Regions from separate parts of the Mus musculus genome. Here region 2 is linked to region 1. Evidence: chromatin loops called from intact Hi-C (ENCODE). Cell type or tissue: heart. All regions are shown on one strand.

Region 1 (8,000 bases):
TATATTGGCATGGCAGTGTTTGTTTTGCTCTTTCCTTATTAGGCAGTTTCTCTGTTAAGTCCCCAAAGATCACAGATTAAGATGCACTACCTTTGTTAGCTTCCCCAACAGTATTCTAGTCCCAGAGCTGGGGCTGCAGGGGGTCCCAGTCACCAGGAGTCTGACTCCACGCCCGCCTGAGATCAGCTTCCTGTTGCCACTGAGACCCCAGACGGGGTATCTTTTCTTCTTCCATTCCTAGCTGCACTCCTGAATGCTCTGGCTAAGTCAGTCTCTGCCTCTTGAAGGAATGGGAGCCCCAGCCTGTCTGACTACTCAGTGCCTTGTGGGGCCCTGCTCTGAGCTAAGCAGACCTTCTGACAGCTGCCTCTTAACCTCCCTTTCCCTACATCTCTTCCTTCTCCCTCCTTTTGCCCGCCCCTACCCCAACAACCACCTTCTTTCTACTTTTCGAGAGAGACAAGGTTCTGTAGCCCAGGCTGGCCTCAAGCTCATTATATAGCTGAGGATGGTCTGAACTCCTGATCCTCCTGCCTCCCTCGGTTGCTGGGATTACAGGTTATCTGCATCCACATACAGATCTGAAAGATTTCATCGGAAAGATTTCATTTACCGTTTGGGTGCTCTAACTTCTGTGTGCACACACACACTTTACTGCATAACCTAAGTCCTTGGCACTGTCTGCCAAAGCTGGGCCACTGTATAGAAGGAACACAACCCACAGAGACCAGCACAGTGCGTGAGTTAGGGTGAGAAGAAGCCCTAAAATAAACTGTCAGGAGCCAATTTAGGGGGAGCTAAAAACTAGCAGGTAACATTTCTGAGATGGTTCCACCTTGGATTAAAATCTACGACGGAGCTCCTGTAGGCAAGGCCCAGGAGAAAATCATTTTAGGAAAGATTCCTGCTATTAATATGCTTTTCCTGTGTGTGTGTGTGTGTGTGTGTGTGTGTGTGTGTGTTAGTGTGTGTAAAACAATCACTAGCTATTAGCCCACACTTTTAAATAGATCTCTGCAGAACAATGAACAAATAGATGATTTCTTAATTCTTAATGATGATCCTGTAAGAATTCCTAAAATTATATCAGTATTTATCAAGCTTTTATAGTGGGATGGCTATTAGGGTCTCTCTGATAATCAAAACTGCATTGAGAACTCTGCCAGTCTTTAGTGTCACGAGTGAATTGCTTCTGAGATAGTAAGCAGACATTCTGCAACTTAGAGCACATTCCAAGAGGTTGTAAAACCATCAACCAAAGATCATAAAAAGGGAATTATGATTTATTATAGGTGCTAGGACAGAAGATAAAAATATTGACTGGATTTATCTATATAAAACTTCACTAGTAACTTATTGTCTTCAACTCTCCATGAACCTGTGGAGCTGTGACAGGTGATGAATATTTAGCCAGATAATTACTCCTAATGGATAGGCATGTAAACATTCTCTGTTGTAAACTTATTTATGATTTGAATTTATGTGTAAACTTGTGGTGAACTTTTGACCATGTGATCGTGTCTTCTGAAAGATGTGTCAGTGCTGAGGATACAGAGAGGAACCAGAAGTGAACTGAGGAGAGTTTTTTAGACAGCGCTGAACTCAAGAAGAACTCAGAAGTAAAGGCATAGCATTGGGAGTAGTGGCACTGAGAGTAAGGGCATTACTGTGACATCAGAGCAGGAGGAGAGAGCAGGATTAGAAGGAGAGTGCAGAGCAGAATAACTGAGAAACTATAAGGCAACTTAAAATACAAAGAGAGCAGTATGCAGAATGCTAAGGGGAAGAGAAAAAAAGAAGCTGTAGAGAGAGCAGAAGGAACAGGCAGGCTTCTCCTGACCATGGGACAGAACAGGTCTTTTCTTAATAGCAAAGCAGGTTTATAAAAGAGAACAAAGCTTTCTTCTTACAGACTTGGGTTTAAGTTGGGCCCAACTGGTTTGAATGGAGATGTATAAATGTACATGCGTGAATCTGTATATGGATTTATGTGAGTTTGTGCTTATTTGCTTATGTAAAAGTTTTTCCTCCTGCTAGCATGATGTTCTTCTCCTGGCTCAATAGATGTTTACTGCTCCAAACCTCTCCCCGCCTGACAAGCAAGGACAAAAGGGCAAAGGCTCTATCTAGCAGTTAATCCTTTACTTAATCTCCTGCTGGTTTTAAATTTTTTTTTAAGATCTATTTATTTATTTTATGTGATGAGTACACTGTAGCTGTCTTCAGACACATCAGAAGAGGGCATCGAATCATATTACAGATGGTTGTGAGCCACCATGTGGTTGCTGGAAATCGAACTCAGGACTTCTGGAAGAGCAGTCAGTGCTCTTAACCACTGAGCCATCTCTCTAGCTCAATCTCCTGCTGTTTTAGGGTAAGATGCTAAATGTCAGAGACTGCAGTTTCTGGCCTCAAAGGGACTCAGGCAGGTCAGCTACAGTAGCAAAGTAACTTAGACTTACATGGCTAAACGTTTTGTTTTTATACAGCAACCCTAAATATCTCGTAAGACCAAGCCTTACCCTCTCCGCTGCCTCAAGAAGAACCAGAGCAAAAAAGAAGATCCACTGGGGCTGGCTCCTGGCAGAACCGCAGGTGTAATCTTCCTGGAGGGGAAGCTCCAGATGGCTATGCCTAGATTAGTCTTAAGGCTGCCACGCTGTCATCTGGAGAATCAGCTCAGAGGCTCACAGCTCAGCCAGGATGTCATAAGCCCAGGCTCCAAGATCACAGCTGAACCCCAGTACACCACAGCCTGACTGAGAGAGGGGACCCATAGCTCTGACTGAGGGAGGAAAAGAGATGCATTACCGGTAGCAGGGCAGAATGGGGGGTGGGGGGGAGCAATGTGGTTGCCTCTAACCTGCGATGGATGGTTTTATGTGAAATTCCTCAGAGCCTGCCCTCCTCACTCTCACACTGGGAGGGGTCCAGAGGACCCATGTAGGAGTCTCTCCTTCATTCCTACCAACTACTGCAAGGCCCTGTGAGGGGTCTTAAGAGGACACTCTCTGTCTCTGTCTCTGTGGCCTAAGAGTCCTGAGATGACCACTGCGGACTCTGACTAGAGACCTGGAGCAGAAGGTCAACCTTGGCCCTGCCTACCCCTCCAGGCAGGTCAACCTTGGCCCTACCCACTCCCCTCCAGGCTTAACTAGGCTGGCCCAACCCAGGGTTAAGATCACAGAGCATAACCTCTGCATTCAAAGAGTTCAAATCCAGAGCAACTAGGAAATGAAACAACAGGCCTCTACTAAATAGAGGTTTATTTGCAGAAGTTGAAAAAAGCTCAGTTTGCATACATATGTACAGATCCCAGCTTTGAGCCACTCGGCGTGGTGGGCACCCTTGGGCGATGAACAGGTCACACCAACAGAAACTGAGACTCAGTAGGTTGGCTCAGTTCTCAAGACCCAGAAGTACTGGCCAGCCTAACCCCCTCCCTGCCTGAGACCATCTTCCCACAGGATGTGTGTGCTGAACAGATCAGATGGGACACGGACAACATGTCAGTCAGAGTCACAAGCCTCTTGTCCGGTGGTGGCATCCACTGCAGAGGCCAGGCTGTCCTCCTGGCCTTTTAGCCGCTCACCTGGATGGAGAGCAAACAAGTGGAAAGGGCTGTGCTGAAGCCACTGTCCTGAGGGCAGGACCCAGCCCACGGGGCAGCCGGCACTTACGGATCAGCTCCGCGATGGCTCTCTGGGTCCGCTTTTCTAGCTTCTCTAGCTTCTTGGCCACATCTCTCTTGAGATCCCTGGAACAGGAAAGAGGGGAAACTGAGAAGCTAAGGGCTTTCGTGGTGTGGCCCTGAGATCCTCCTGCAGTGCTTTGATATTTATATCCTCAGCTGCCTGAGATGCTGCCTGCTCTGCTCTTCTGGACCCCAAGACCCATCATTCTTCCCAGCTCCACTGAGATAAGGGGATGTGTACCACAGACCCAGTCAAGGCGGACACTGAGACACATGGTGGCTGGCTCCTTGGGATCCTCCTGTTATGTCCCCACTAAGTCGGCATCGGAGAGGAACTTGCCGTGGCCAACTGCCAGCCCTATTCCACCTCTTGCCACAGCCTCCGACCCCCACTCCTGGGGCTTCCAGAATTCCTAAATTCGGCCCGAGTTCTCTGGCGCTGCAGTTCCTACAGCACACACCTCATGCCTGCTTCATCAAATTAAAGCACTGTGGTAGATCTGTAACCACAGATCTGCAGGTACCAGAAAACAGCCCTGACCTCTGGGACAAGGCACCGAGAGATATGCCTACAGCCTACAGCACCTTCCCTCACCCATTTTCAGAGGGGCTTCCAGGCTTCTGGGCTTGAAGAGATTGGGTTCCCTACTTTACAGTTAAAACAGAGACGTAAGCCCTATCTGACTGTCCATCTGCTTTCTTCCCTGTAGTATCCCGAGCACAAAGGGGACACTACTCAGATGGCCCAGAGCAGGGGACTTTTCACCCCTACAGAAGAGGCTTGAAAGGATGGCTGCTCTTTCATCCCTCGGCCCTCTTCAGCGCTTTACTCTCAGCCATCACCCATGCCTTACTTAGCCCTTAGCCCTGACTCTCTTGGGCAGAGCTGGGCTTGCAGTGCTCGTCCCTACCTGTCCCTTGGCTGTCCTCCCAGCTGAGGCCTGTGACATGCACCAAACACTATCACCCCCACCCCCCAACACTCACCAATCAGGTTTCCGGGGTGCCAGGTTGGCCAGGTCCTAGGGAGAAAGGAGACAACTCATCAGGGCCAAGGCCCAGCCTCAGGGGGAGCGGAGAGCCAGGGCACAGAGGCAGAAAAATGTCGGCAGGCCAGGAAGGCAGTAGGGTGGGAACAGAGACAGTCAGAGAAGGAAGCAGCCCCAGCAGGGAGGGGCCTCCCAGGGACTCACCACTTCCTCAATGACAGGCTCTGGCTTGGCTGCCTCCAGCTGCTCCTTCACCTTCTCCTCCACTAGAGGGCGAAAGAACACAGGCCTGCAATGTGGAAGCTGCCACTCCAGAGAGAACAACCTAAGGGGCCCCAGGGAGGAGCAGGGACCCCACTCAGCAGTAACTCTGGAAGACAAGTCTAGTTTCCTAGGTTGAAGGCAGACCCCAGAGCCCAGAAAGGGACAGAACAGGCTATAGCTGGAGTGGACAAGGTGTCCAGATGTGAAATGGGAGGTGGCTGTGTATATGGGGAGTGTGGCATTAAAGTGAAGGCCCTAGGAATCTCCTCCAGGTCTGGCATGGCTGGAGTCTGGGTGTCTTATCATTCCTTCCATCCCACATCAGACTTACAACAGGCACCTCCCGCCTCCACCATGACCCTAGGTCTCTGAGTGTCCCCTTCTGGGGACCAACAGTGTGGACAGCCTTCAGACCTGTCACGAGGGATGTGTCCCTGTGACCTTCCTTTCTTCTGCCACACTTGAGTCCTGGTGGCCTCCTTGTATAGGACAATGGCCAGTTTCTCATCCCCCTCCTACAGCCTGTGGGACGTCCTTGCCCGACCCTGCCGCTGCTCCACAGGGTGGGGAGAGGATTAGCAAGAAACAACTGGGCAACTGCTGAACTATGATAAGGTATTTATTCATTCATTACTTGTACAAAGAAAAGCTGGTATCAAAATTAAAAACTGGGGCTGGAGAGATGGCTCAGAGGTTAAGAGCACTGACTCTTCTTCCGTTGGTCCTGAGTTCAATTCCCAGCAACCACATGGTGACTCAAAACCATCTGGAATGTGACCTGATGCCTTCTTATGGTGTGTCTGAAGACAGTGACATGTACTAACATAAAATAAATACATTCTTTAAAAAAAAAAATTAAAACCTAAGATTTTTAGATAGGCACGGTAGCACATGCCATTAATCCTAATACTTGGGAGGCTGTGGCAGGTGGGTCTCTGTGAGCTCAAGGCCAGGCCGGTCTACACAGTGAGCTCCAGTGAGACCCTGCCTTAAAACCAAACAAAGCCAGATCCTTCAGAACAGAGGATGGATGACCCTGCTCCTGGACCAGGAGGGTCTCTCTTCATCCTGGGGCTCTCACCCTTTGACTAGGCAGTGGGGAAGCCTGGGCAGGGCTCTCTCTGGCCTCTGTGTTGCTGCTGACTCCTTCCTTGCCTTGCTGCCCAAGTGCCTCAGGTCACTTCTGCTCCTCATGCCCTGAGGGCCTGTGGCCCCTTCAGGATGGCAGGTGCAAGGGCCTCCTTCCTGTGCTCCTGGCCCTTTTATGGTCCCTGAGAAGGTGTGTGAATGCCTCGGAGGCCCTGTCTCTGGCCCTGTAGCTCTTCTCTGAGGGCGACTGGGAAGGACATGGGGGAAAAGGATTCATGTACCTGCCACTGGTTTGGCCTGGGGGACCCGCCTCCTCTTCAGGTCTTCATCCTCTGGGACATAGTTCCGGAGCCTGAGTCCCCTGTGAGAGCAGAACACAGGCGCGTACACCTCAGTGCAGGAGTGGGAGGGGAGGGCGCCTGCCACATGCAAGTTCCACGGTTCCTCCTGTTTGTCTGGAGGTGGCCAAGTGAAGGGAAGCACAGAACTTAAGCATCCCCCACCACACAAACGAGTGCGCACACTCACACACGCGCACGCGCACACACATACTGAGCCAGGGTGACTGAGGACATTTACTAGTTATCTCCTGGGTTGTCTCCATTTGGAAAGGAGCATGTGCCATTTTCACGAGGTCACAAAGCAGAGATTGTACATCCGAGAGCAAGGCTGAGCCAGAGCTCCTGGGTTGAGTCACTCCTCCATACCAGCTCTCCAAACCCAGCCAAACCTCCTCAGAGCCTTCATGTCTTGGAGCCAGTGTATGTCACACAGCTCATCCATCGCTTTCAGTGGACAGGGTCTGCGTGTACTAAATGACATGAAGATTGTGTGTGTGTGTGTGTGTGTGTGAGAGAGAGAGAGAGAGAGAGAGAGAGACAGACAGACAGACAGACAGACAGACTGCAGTGCAGGGCGGCCTTTGTACAACATACAAAAGATTCCAGGAGGTGGCTTCTGGATCTGAGGCTATAGTGGATTCCACCAAAACACAGGAGAGACAAGAGGCTGATGCTCTGTTTCATTACCTGATGGGAGTAGCCCACATGGAGACAAAGCACAACCATATGCCACAATCCGCTCACCGGCTGCTGAGATCTACAGAGCTCACACCCTGACAGGTCTTCGGAATTCAACTAGAAAACCCTCAAACCTGGGGGTGTGGAATCACAGAGGCCAGAATTACCCAACATGAGCCCAAACCCAGGTCTCTATTCCACTGTCTTCAGGCAGTCTCCCAGCTCAGCAGCTCATCAAATCCAAAGAGGTTTATCCCTGGGAAGAGGGGACCCTGGTTACCCCACAGGGCAGCAAGGTCAGAGTTCCCGAGGGACTACTGGACTTAATTAAGGTAAGCATAGACAGTAGACAGACCCTAGGCCAGAGGCACAGAAGAAACACCTGGCTTTCCCACTCTGTTAAATTCTGGCCCCTCAGAAAGTCCTAGTTTTTCAGGTCAGCCTTCCAAACGTCAGAGCTCTGCCCAGGCGAGGTTAAGCATGCTGGTGGCTTCCCCAGTCCCTGACAGGGCAAGCCATTCCACAGGTGAGGTGCACGATGCCTGTGGCTGCACAACTAACTAGTGGCCCCAGCTCACATTCCAACTCACCACGTCTTCCCTCTTGCCAAGGTCCCTGGGGCCAGGCTAAACCCAGGGAGTGCCGGTACCCACATGCCAATCAATCGCACATGTCTAGGGGTCTCCTGCCCCTGTTCCCTATGCCTGCTTAGGCCTGGGGTGAGCAACAGGTCACTAGACACACAGTGAGAAGTGGAGCCTATCTGCTACCATGGCTTTAGTTCACCACAGGGTGGAGAGAAAAGAGGAACAGAAACTGGGTGTGGGAAGAAAACGGCAGGGATTAGTGAGGAGAGTAAAAAAAAAAAATCCCAACCCCACCACCAGATCCAGGGTCCATGAGTAATCACAGGGGACTAGGCAGCAGCAAGCTTCACCTGCGGCT
Region 2 (8,000 bases), 300 kb after region 1:
CCTGCATGAAGGTCCTTTTATTATTGATTTAAATTTGCAACTGTGTTCTAGGCATAAGAGGGATAAATCCCCTGTTGTGCCGGGCGTGGTGGCACATGCCTTTAATCCCAGCACTTGGGAGGCAGAGGCAGGCGGATTTCTGAGTTCGAGGCCAACCTGGTCTACAGAGTGAGTTCCAGGACAGCCGGGGCTATACAGAGAAACCCTGTCTCGGGGAAAAAAAAAATTCCCCTGTTGTTTTCTTCCATGTGGAGATAGAAGTACAAAAGCATCCCTCAACCCCACATGAAACAGTCATTTGGGGGAAAAAAAAAAGGATTTTGGGTTGGTGGACTGAGTAAGTGGTAAGGACCCTTCCTACCAAACCTGACAACCCAGGTTTGATCCCCAGGACCCACACAGTGAACGGGAAGAAATGAGTCTGGCGGGGCTGGTGAGATGGCTCAGTGGGTAAGAGCACCCGACTGCTCTTCAGAAGGTCCAGAGTTCAAATCCCAGCAACCACAGGGTGACTCACAGCCATCAGTAACAAGATCTGACTCCCTCTTCTGGAGTGTCTGAAGACAGCTACAGTGTACTTACATATAATCAGTAAATAAATCTTTAAAAAAAAAAAAAAAAAAAAAAAGAAAGAAATGAGTTGTTCCCTGACCTCCACACATGCATGCCCCCTCTTCCTTCCCCATTACATAAATAAACAAATAAAGGATGCTGTAGGAATTCCACTGATAAGTTAAACAAGGTAGTCCCTGCAATCTCAGCGCCTAGGAAGTGGAGGCCAGCAAGAGAACTGGAGTTAAGGGACATCCTTTGCTACGTACCAACTTGAGACTGGCCTAGCAAGACTGTCTCAAAATGAAAAACAAAAAAAGACACTTTCTTGTCGAGTCTGCTGCTCAAGTTCCGTTCCTGGAATCCATATGGTGGAAGGAGAGAACCAACCTTCTCCAGTTGTCCATTGACCTCCACATCCAGGCTGTGATACATGCGGAGCTCCGGCCCCCCCCCCCCAACACACACACATACAGACAAAGGAAACGTAATGCAAAATATAAACTGGAAAAAAAAAAGAAAAAGAAAATAAAAAGGAAGGTCGACTAGACATATTTTGGAATCTGCTGGGCTTTTTCGTGCAGGATTGGAAGCTTGTAGTCAAGACCTGGCAATACTATGGCCTTCGCGCCATCTGCTGGCCAAGTGACCCTAGGTGCCAGGGCTATGTTTCTGGTTCCCCTGGATAGGCTTCCTCAAAGGTACTTGAAAATCTCCTGTTTTGGAATCTTTCCCAGGGAAAAGTGCCCAACATTCTTTAGTTTTTCGAAGGCCCAGGACCGTCTAGAAGGAAGAGGTGCAGACAGGAGTGGCTCCTGTGTTCCCTCCTGGGGCAAATCCATCTTCTTTCCTTTCTCTCTCTCTCTTTTTTTTTTCTTCTTTCTTTCTTTTTGTTTGTTTTTTTGGTTTTTGAGACAGGGTTTCTCTGTATAGCCCTGACTGTCCTGGAACTCACTTTGTAGACCAGGCTGGCCTCGAACCTAGAAATTTGCCTGCCCCTGCCTCCCAAGTGCTGGGATTAAAGGCTGCGCCACCACGCCCGGCATAATCCATCCTCTTTTTAGGTGTAAGGAAAAAGCCTTTCTCCCAAGCTTCAAGAACCTGGATGATGACCGGACGTGGTGGCGCGAAACCCTGTCTCGAAAAACCAAAAAAAAAAAAAAAAAAAAAAGAACCTGGATGATGGCTTGGAAAGGAAGCAATGCAAGGTGGGTGTCCCTGCCCCGGCTCCTGCCCGGGTCCCTGCCCCGGTCCCTGCCCCAGATCCTGCCCTAGCTCCTGCCCCCGCCCTGGCCCCCGCCCTAGCCCCCGGCCCTGCCTCAGCCTTGCTCCAGCTCTTGCCCCAACTCCAGCCCCGACTCCGGCCCCAGCCCCGGCCCCTGTTCTGCTTTGCCAAGTCTGAGACTAAGAGAGTCAGGACAGTCTAACTTTGTCCTCACCCCGCCCCGCCCCCTTTCTTCTCCTGTGCCTGGGCTCTCACAATCTTAGGATGTTTTGGGAGAACACTTTCCTCTTCTCTGCCTCATTCCCTGCTCTGTAAAGATTCAGGATTTTGAGCCAAGGGAGGCATCAGGGAGAAAACACAAAGCTTCCTGTTTGGGGTGGTTTGGAACATTTCCAGAGCTCACAGACAAGTAGGAAGAGAATTCTGGGCCAAGGAATCCTTGTGCCAATTTGATCTGTGAGGTGGTGGTGCATGCCTTTTGATTACAGCTCTCGAGAGGCAGAAGCAGGTGGATCTCTGTGAGTTTGAGGCCAGCTTGGTCTACAGAGCAAGTTCTAGGACAGCCAGAGCGACACAGAGACATTGTCGCCATAACAAACAAACAAACAAACAAACGTAAACAAGTTTAATTTAGCTGTACAGTGAAAGTAACTCTTTTAAAAAAAGATTTATTTATGTATATGAGTACACTGTAGCTGTACTGATGGTTGTGAGCCACTATGTGGTTGCTGGGATTTGAATTCAGGAGAGCAGTCAGTGCTCTTAACTGCTGAGCCATCTCTCCAGCCCAAAGTAACTCATTCTTGACAAGGACTGTTGTTATTAACTGGATCATAGTCACCAATCTGAAATGGCTTTTCAGTGTAGTTTGGTTTGCATTTCTCTGGTTACTGATGAGATGGGTCATCTTTCACATATTTTTGACTGTCCACATAAGTTTCTATCCACATTGTATATATTCTCTCTCTCTCTTTCTCTCTCTCTCTCTCTCTCTGTGTGTGTGTGTGTCTGTGCCTCTCTCTCTGTGTTTCCCTTCCTTTTCCTCCACCTCTTTCTCTTCCTCTTCTCCTAACAACAGTTTCTTTTGAGATAGGGTTTCCTAAGTAGCCCAAGCTGGCCTCAAACCTCAGCCTTCCAAATGATGAGTCTCTGCTTTGTGTCATATCTTGGGCTCATTTTTTTAAAATGTCGTCTTTCTTTCTTTCTTTCTTTCTTTTTTTTTTTTTTTTTTTTTTTTGAGACAGGGTTTCTCTGTATAGCCCTGGCTGTCCTGGAACTCACTTTGTAGACCAGGCTGGCCTCGAACTCAGAAATCCGCCTGCCTCTGCCTCTCGAGTTCTGGGATTAAAGGTGTGCGCCACCACTGCCCGGCAAATGTCGTCTTTCTTGAGGGCAGAGATGTTCACCTGTTTCGTTCAACAGCACCTAAAACATTTTGTGGGATCCTGGTGTGTGTGTGTGGGGGGGGGGGCAAGTAAAGTAGGCTGAATAAATGACCCACCTCCATCCTGGACTCTTACATTCACTTGCTGGGGGCAGTTTGGGTGGTCAACTCCCAAAACCCAGACACAAGTTTCCACATTGGTAACAGGAGGAAGGCTTTCAGTGTGTCTTTAAGGGGCCATGCAGCTTACTGGAAGGAAAGGTCCTGAGAGGACAAGCTGACCTGGCTTAATGTGGTGTTTGCTGCCCCCTGGTGATGGGACTGACTCTTCCCTTGAACCATGGGAGCCTATGTTACCTCTAACTTCCTGCTTTGCTGGGGAAATGGGTAAGTGGGAGGGGAGGATGAGATGGGGCATCCCTTCTACCCCTTCACCTTCCCCGGCCCATCCCACCACCGGCATCAGCATTTGACATCTATGATGGATCTTTTGCTCTCTGACACTTTCATACCAATTACTGTAACTGAGCGTTGAGCTCAGGGCTTCACGTTTGCTAGGGAAGTATGCTACACTTGGGCCTCGTTCCCAGCCTTAAATTCCTGCTAGCTGGCTCATCTAGTCTATTGTACTCTGTTATAGCAACTGTATAGATACCCCAGAACTCACATCTGTGTTTGCAGTAATTTGACTTGAGAAGTACCATTTGGGGCTGGGAATGAATCCACTGGGAATTTATCCATTCTACAGAGGAGAGGGGGGCTAGAGATGGGGCTCAGTGGTGAGAGTGCTTGCCTAACACACAACACACTAGGTTCAAGCTCTGGCACTGCCAAATAAGTAGTGAGGCTCAGGGGAGGGCAGCCAATAGGGATAGGATGCTCAAGATGCAGAGGCGGCTACTTGGCTGTTCTGAATCCTAGAGCTTTCCCTGCAGTGCCACCCTCTGGAATGCCCCTTTGTTACATGGTCTGTCTACAAGAATTAAGACTTCCAAAAAAGAAGAAAAAGAAGAAGAAGGAGGAGGAGGAGGAGGAGGAGGAGAAGAAGAAGAAAGAAGAAAGAAAGAAGAAGAAGAAGAAGAAGAAGAAGAAGAAGAAGAAGAAGAAGAAGAAGAAGAAGAAGAAGAAGGAAGAAGAAGAAGAAGAAGAAGAAGAAGAAGAAGAAGAAGAAAGAAGAAGAAAGAAGAAGAAGAAAGAAGAAGAAGAAGAAGAAGAAGAAGAAGAAAGAAGAAGAAAGAAGAAGAAGAAGAAAGAAAAGTAAAAAAATTAAAGAAAGAACAACAAAAACAAAAACAAAAACAAAAAAAACCCACAAAACAACAAAAAACAAAAACCAAGACTTCCTACTACCCCCTACCCCCTCCCTGTTCTAGCTCACATTGATCCCTTCCTGGCCTCATTTTTGGGATCTAAGCTGTTGCTTCTCTTTGCTCAGCAGGGCTTCCCCTCAGCTGGGACTCACCTGTTGTTCCTGAGTTTTGCAGAAATGGTGTCTGTAATGTTGGTATAGGGGCAGGTTCTAAAGAAGCCCAAGCTGGCCTGGAACTTAATACATAGTCTAGGTGGGGCTTGCCTTCTCACTTGGGGGTCACTTCTCACATGCTGTGATTAAATGAGTGTGCTACCCCCCCCCCCCCCCCGGATAGCTTAGTGAAAGATCTTGTGCGCGCGCACACACACCTTAGTCTTGCAGTAAAGCATATCTAATGTAATCCTTACAATTTTAACCATTTGAAGGCGACAGCTTTTAGGTACACTAGCTATTGTACCACCCCTCCCCCCACCATCCATCTTCAGAGGGTTATAATTCATAATGAAACTCTTCCCACAAACAACTCCTTTTGTTCTCAAATCAATTGCCGTGACAAAAATACCTCAAAATTAAAAGGCATTTTGCCTCATAGCTTCAAGGGTTATCGTAGGGAGGACCTTGATGGCCGAGTTCGCCTCAGAGCATCCAGAAAGCAGAGACACAGAACGGACAGCTGCACTAGCTGGCTTCCGACTCTCAAAAATTAGCTTTATCGTGTCTCTGCATAATGAATTGGGGGGGGGGCACACACAGGCCGTGGTGTACAACTCTGTCCAGCCAGTTTTCAATCCTCCTATCTTTAGGTTGATTCCCAAGATTGTTCCCGTGTTTGTGTGGCAACACCTTAGCTTCCAAATCATCCCCCCAGCTTAACATACTCTTTAAACTTCATTTTTTTGTGTTTTGTTTTGTTTTTTTAAAGACAAGGTTTCTCTGTGTAGCCCTGGCTGTCCTGGAACTCACTCTGTAGACCAGGCTGGCCTCGAACTCAGAAATCCACCTGCCTCTGCCTCCCAAGTGCTGGGATTAAAGGCATGCGCCACCACCGCCTGGCTAAACTTCATTTTAAAAATTATTGTATGTGTATAGGAGTTTTGCTTGGCACATATGTATGTCTGTGTACCACATGTGTGCAGTGCCCACAGAACCCAGAAGAAGACTAAAGGTCTGGAACTGGAGTTATAGACTGCTGGGAACTGCCATGTAGATGCTGAAAATCAAAGCCAGGTCCTCTGGAAGAGCAGCCAGTGTTCTTAACAACCAACCCACCTCTCTAGACCCTAACATACTTTTAGTATGGAAATGTCTGTTACTTCTACAAAGAGGACGTGGGCCCTACCTGGGTCGGGGAAACCCGTCTTGTGAATCCAGAGTCTTTATTCTCGGGCTCTACATTGCCTCTAAATGCATCTGTCCTCATCTTCACACAAACTAGACCTGAAGTCTTGCGCTCCCTTCTACATGTTCCTCCCAATTTCCTCATGTCAGGTAACAGCCTGTCAGCTATCCACCTAAACCAGGCAGAAACTTGGAAATCAACTTTGATCTCATTCCCTAACATGTACCCACCCCAACTTAGGATACTTTTTTTTCAAAATAGTTCTCAGATGTTCCTCAAAGTGCATTATCTACCCACTTTTTTTTTTAAAGCCTTTTTCACCCAAAGCCACAATCACCGGTCTCCTAGAAGACTACAAAAGGTCACTCACTACTTTCTCCGTTTCCTTATTTTTAAAATTTGTTTGAGACAACGTATTGTTATGTTGCCCAGTCCAGCCTTGAAATGACCTAGTCTCTTCCCTCAATCTCCGGGGTGTCTCCATTATTTATGTCTAAAATTTAACAATACACACAACACAGCTTTAAAATTCCTGTTTCACAGGTGTCTCCAGAGACAAATGCTCGTCGCTGTATAGTTCCTTCCAGAGTCGCAGTCTTCTTAGGTGTTAACTTGGCTGTTCAATGTATCCTACTAAAAATCAAGAACTCCTCAGGCTGCAGAGGGTGGTGGTGTGGAGCAGTGTTCCTGCCCCCTCAACCGCGGACAGAAGGAATCCCTTGGCACTTTTAGCCTGAGTTCCATCCCGCCATACAGTTTGCATAGCTCATGGCTGTCTTCACAACCCCTCTCCCTAACATCACACTAGTCGTTCTCTATGCAGCACTAGTCCCCATCCTTCACCGCTCTCAAGATTTGGGAATTACAAATTCATGGGTGAGTTTTTGAAGGGCCCCCCCGGGAGGAAGAAGAACGTTACGCAAACCAGAAAATCCCAGCAAAGCCTCAAGCTTAGTGGAGGAGATCACTATTCCCAGAAGCCCCTTCACCGTGGATTGGGTCGTCTCTCCACCCAAGACCCTTCGCGCGAGAAGACCGAGCATGCGCGAAGAGGTGTGCGCATGTGCAAAAAGACTACCGGGGTGGGGGGGCCGGACTGCACCTCCCAACAGGCTGCGGGGGGAGTGCGTCACTCCGCGTGACGAGCAGCTTCCGGCGTGGAGGGGCGGGGTTGCGCGCGCGGCTGAAGCAGCTGCTGGACCTGGGAGGGGAGCGGCCCTAGGGCCGCTAGGCGCTACCCGCGATGGAGGCCGTGCCCCGGATGCCCATGATCTGGCTGGACCTGAAGGAGGCCGGTGACTTTCACTTCCAGTCTGCGGTGAAGAAGGTGAGCACACCTTCGCCGCGCATCTCCGTCGTCTGCCCGCGCGTGACGCCCCCCCTGCGCGCCTGTCCCTCCCCGGGTTCCGTCACAGGTCGGGCCAGGCGTTTTCCCTTAGGATGGCCCACCCCTCCCCGGCCGGCACATCATCGTTTTCTCCGACTGGCAGTGCATCATTATGGGGACCCTCTTCCGGACTTCTGTCCCAGACCACCCGCGTTTCTACCGAGGTTCAGCGCTTCCTTGCGATGACGCTCCTGGACCCAGCTCTGCCCTGTTCCTCCATGTCCAGGGAGCCCCCGCGGGGAGCGATGGCGGTCCAGGGTCTACGGAGTCCATGCTAGGCCCGGGCCTTGGTGGCCTCCCAGTTCAAGACTGGACTAGGAAAGAATGTGTGTTTAAGACCGGAGCCCGAGTGGTCCATAGGAATGTCTGGCTCTTAGAGTGTGTGACTGAGTGTGTGTCTGTGTGCAGTTGGATGTCTGACCCTCCAATTCTCTATGGTCTCCTGACAAAATTTCTGTTCCAAAGTTCCTTTGAACCAAAAAGACAGTTTCTTGTTGATGATTAGAGGGCTTGAATCACGCTAGGGCTCTTGGCATCCTATGAGTCATTGTGCTGGCTAGAGCAGTCGTTTGGAGCTCACTGAGGCAAGGGGTTTCCGTGGTGAGATCAGGTGTGGTGATGTGGAACTGGGTAACCTCCGAGAGGGCCGTAGCAGCAGTGGGCAGGTGGGGAGCTGGGAGGAGTCTTGGGGATTTAGCACAGCAGCGGTTGGAGTAGACAGTCTAGAATCCTTTACCACTCCGTGGTATTTAGGGAAAGGAGGAGAAAGAAAATGGGTTTGGAAGTAGTTTCCGATGGACT

The links. A loop is a pair of places that touch in the nucleus more often than their neighbours do. Peaks named below come from ENCODE experiments on the same cell type or tissue, not always from the same donor. Only the 100,000 strongest peaks of a DNase experiment are listed, where the experiment ranks them.
Region 2: it touches region 1 in a loop (5-fold over the local background); 18 of 42 quality-filtered maps call a loop at or near these places.

The regions. Positions count from the first base shown.
Region 1 is chr9:110,706,843-110,714,842 of GRCm38, reverse strand. It overlaps Ccdc12 (coiled-coil domain containing 12), which reads right to left. Exons shown (of 7, transcript NM_028312.3): 3 at 6,318-6,397; 4 at 4,888-4,949; 5 at 4,682-4,716; 6 at 3,681-3,757; 7 at 3,250-3,592. The coding sequence ends at 3,510. Among named protein-coding and RNA genes, the nearest start is that of Gm35775, 31 kb to the left of the region's middle. In heart, a CTCF peak has its summit at 4,943 (motif pointing right); DNase peaks (open chromatin) are centred at 4,902 and 7,852; H3K4me3 peaks cover 771 bases; H3K27ac peaks cover 776 bases.
Region 2 is chr9:110,407,173-110,415,172 of GRCm38, reverse strand. It overlaps Ptpn23 (protein tyrosine phosphatase, non-receptor type 23), which reads left to right and starts at 6,963. Exons shown (of 25, transcript NM_001081043.1): 1 at 6,963-7,139. The coding sequence starts at 7,056. In heart, CTCF peaks have their summits at 1,194 (motif pointing left) and 3,473 (motif pointing left); DNase peaks (open chromatin) are centred at 3,492 and 6,942; H3K4me3 peaks cover 1,944 bases; H3K27ac peaks cover 1,897 bases; H3K27me3 peaks cover 220 bases.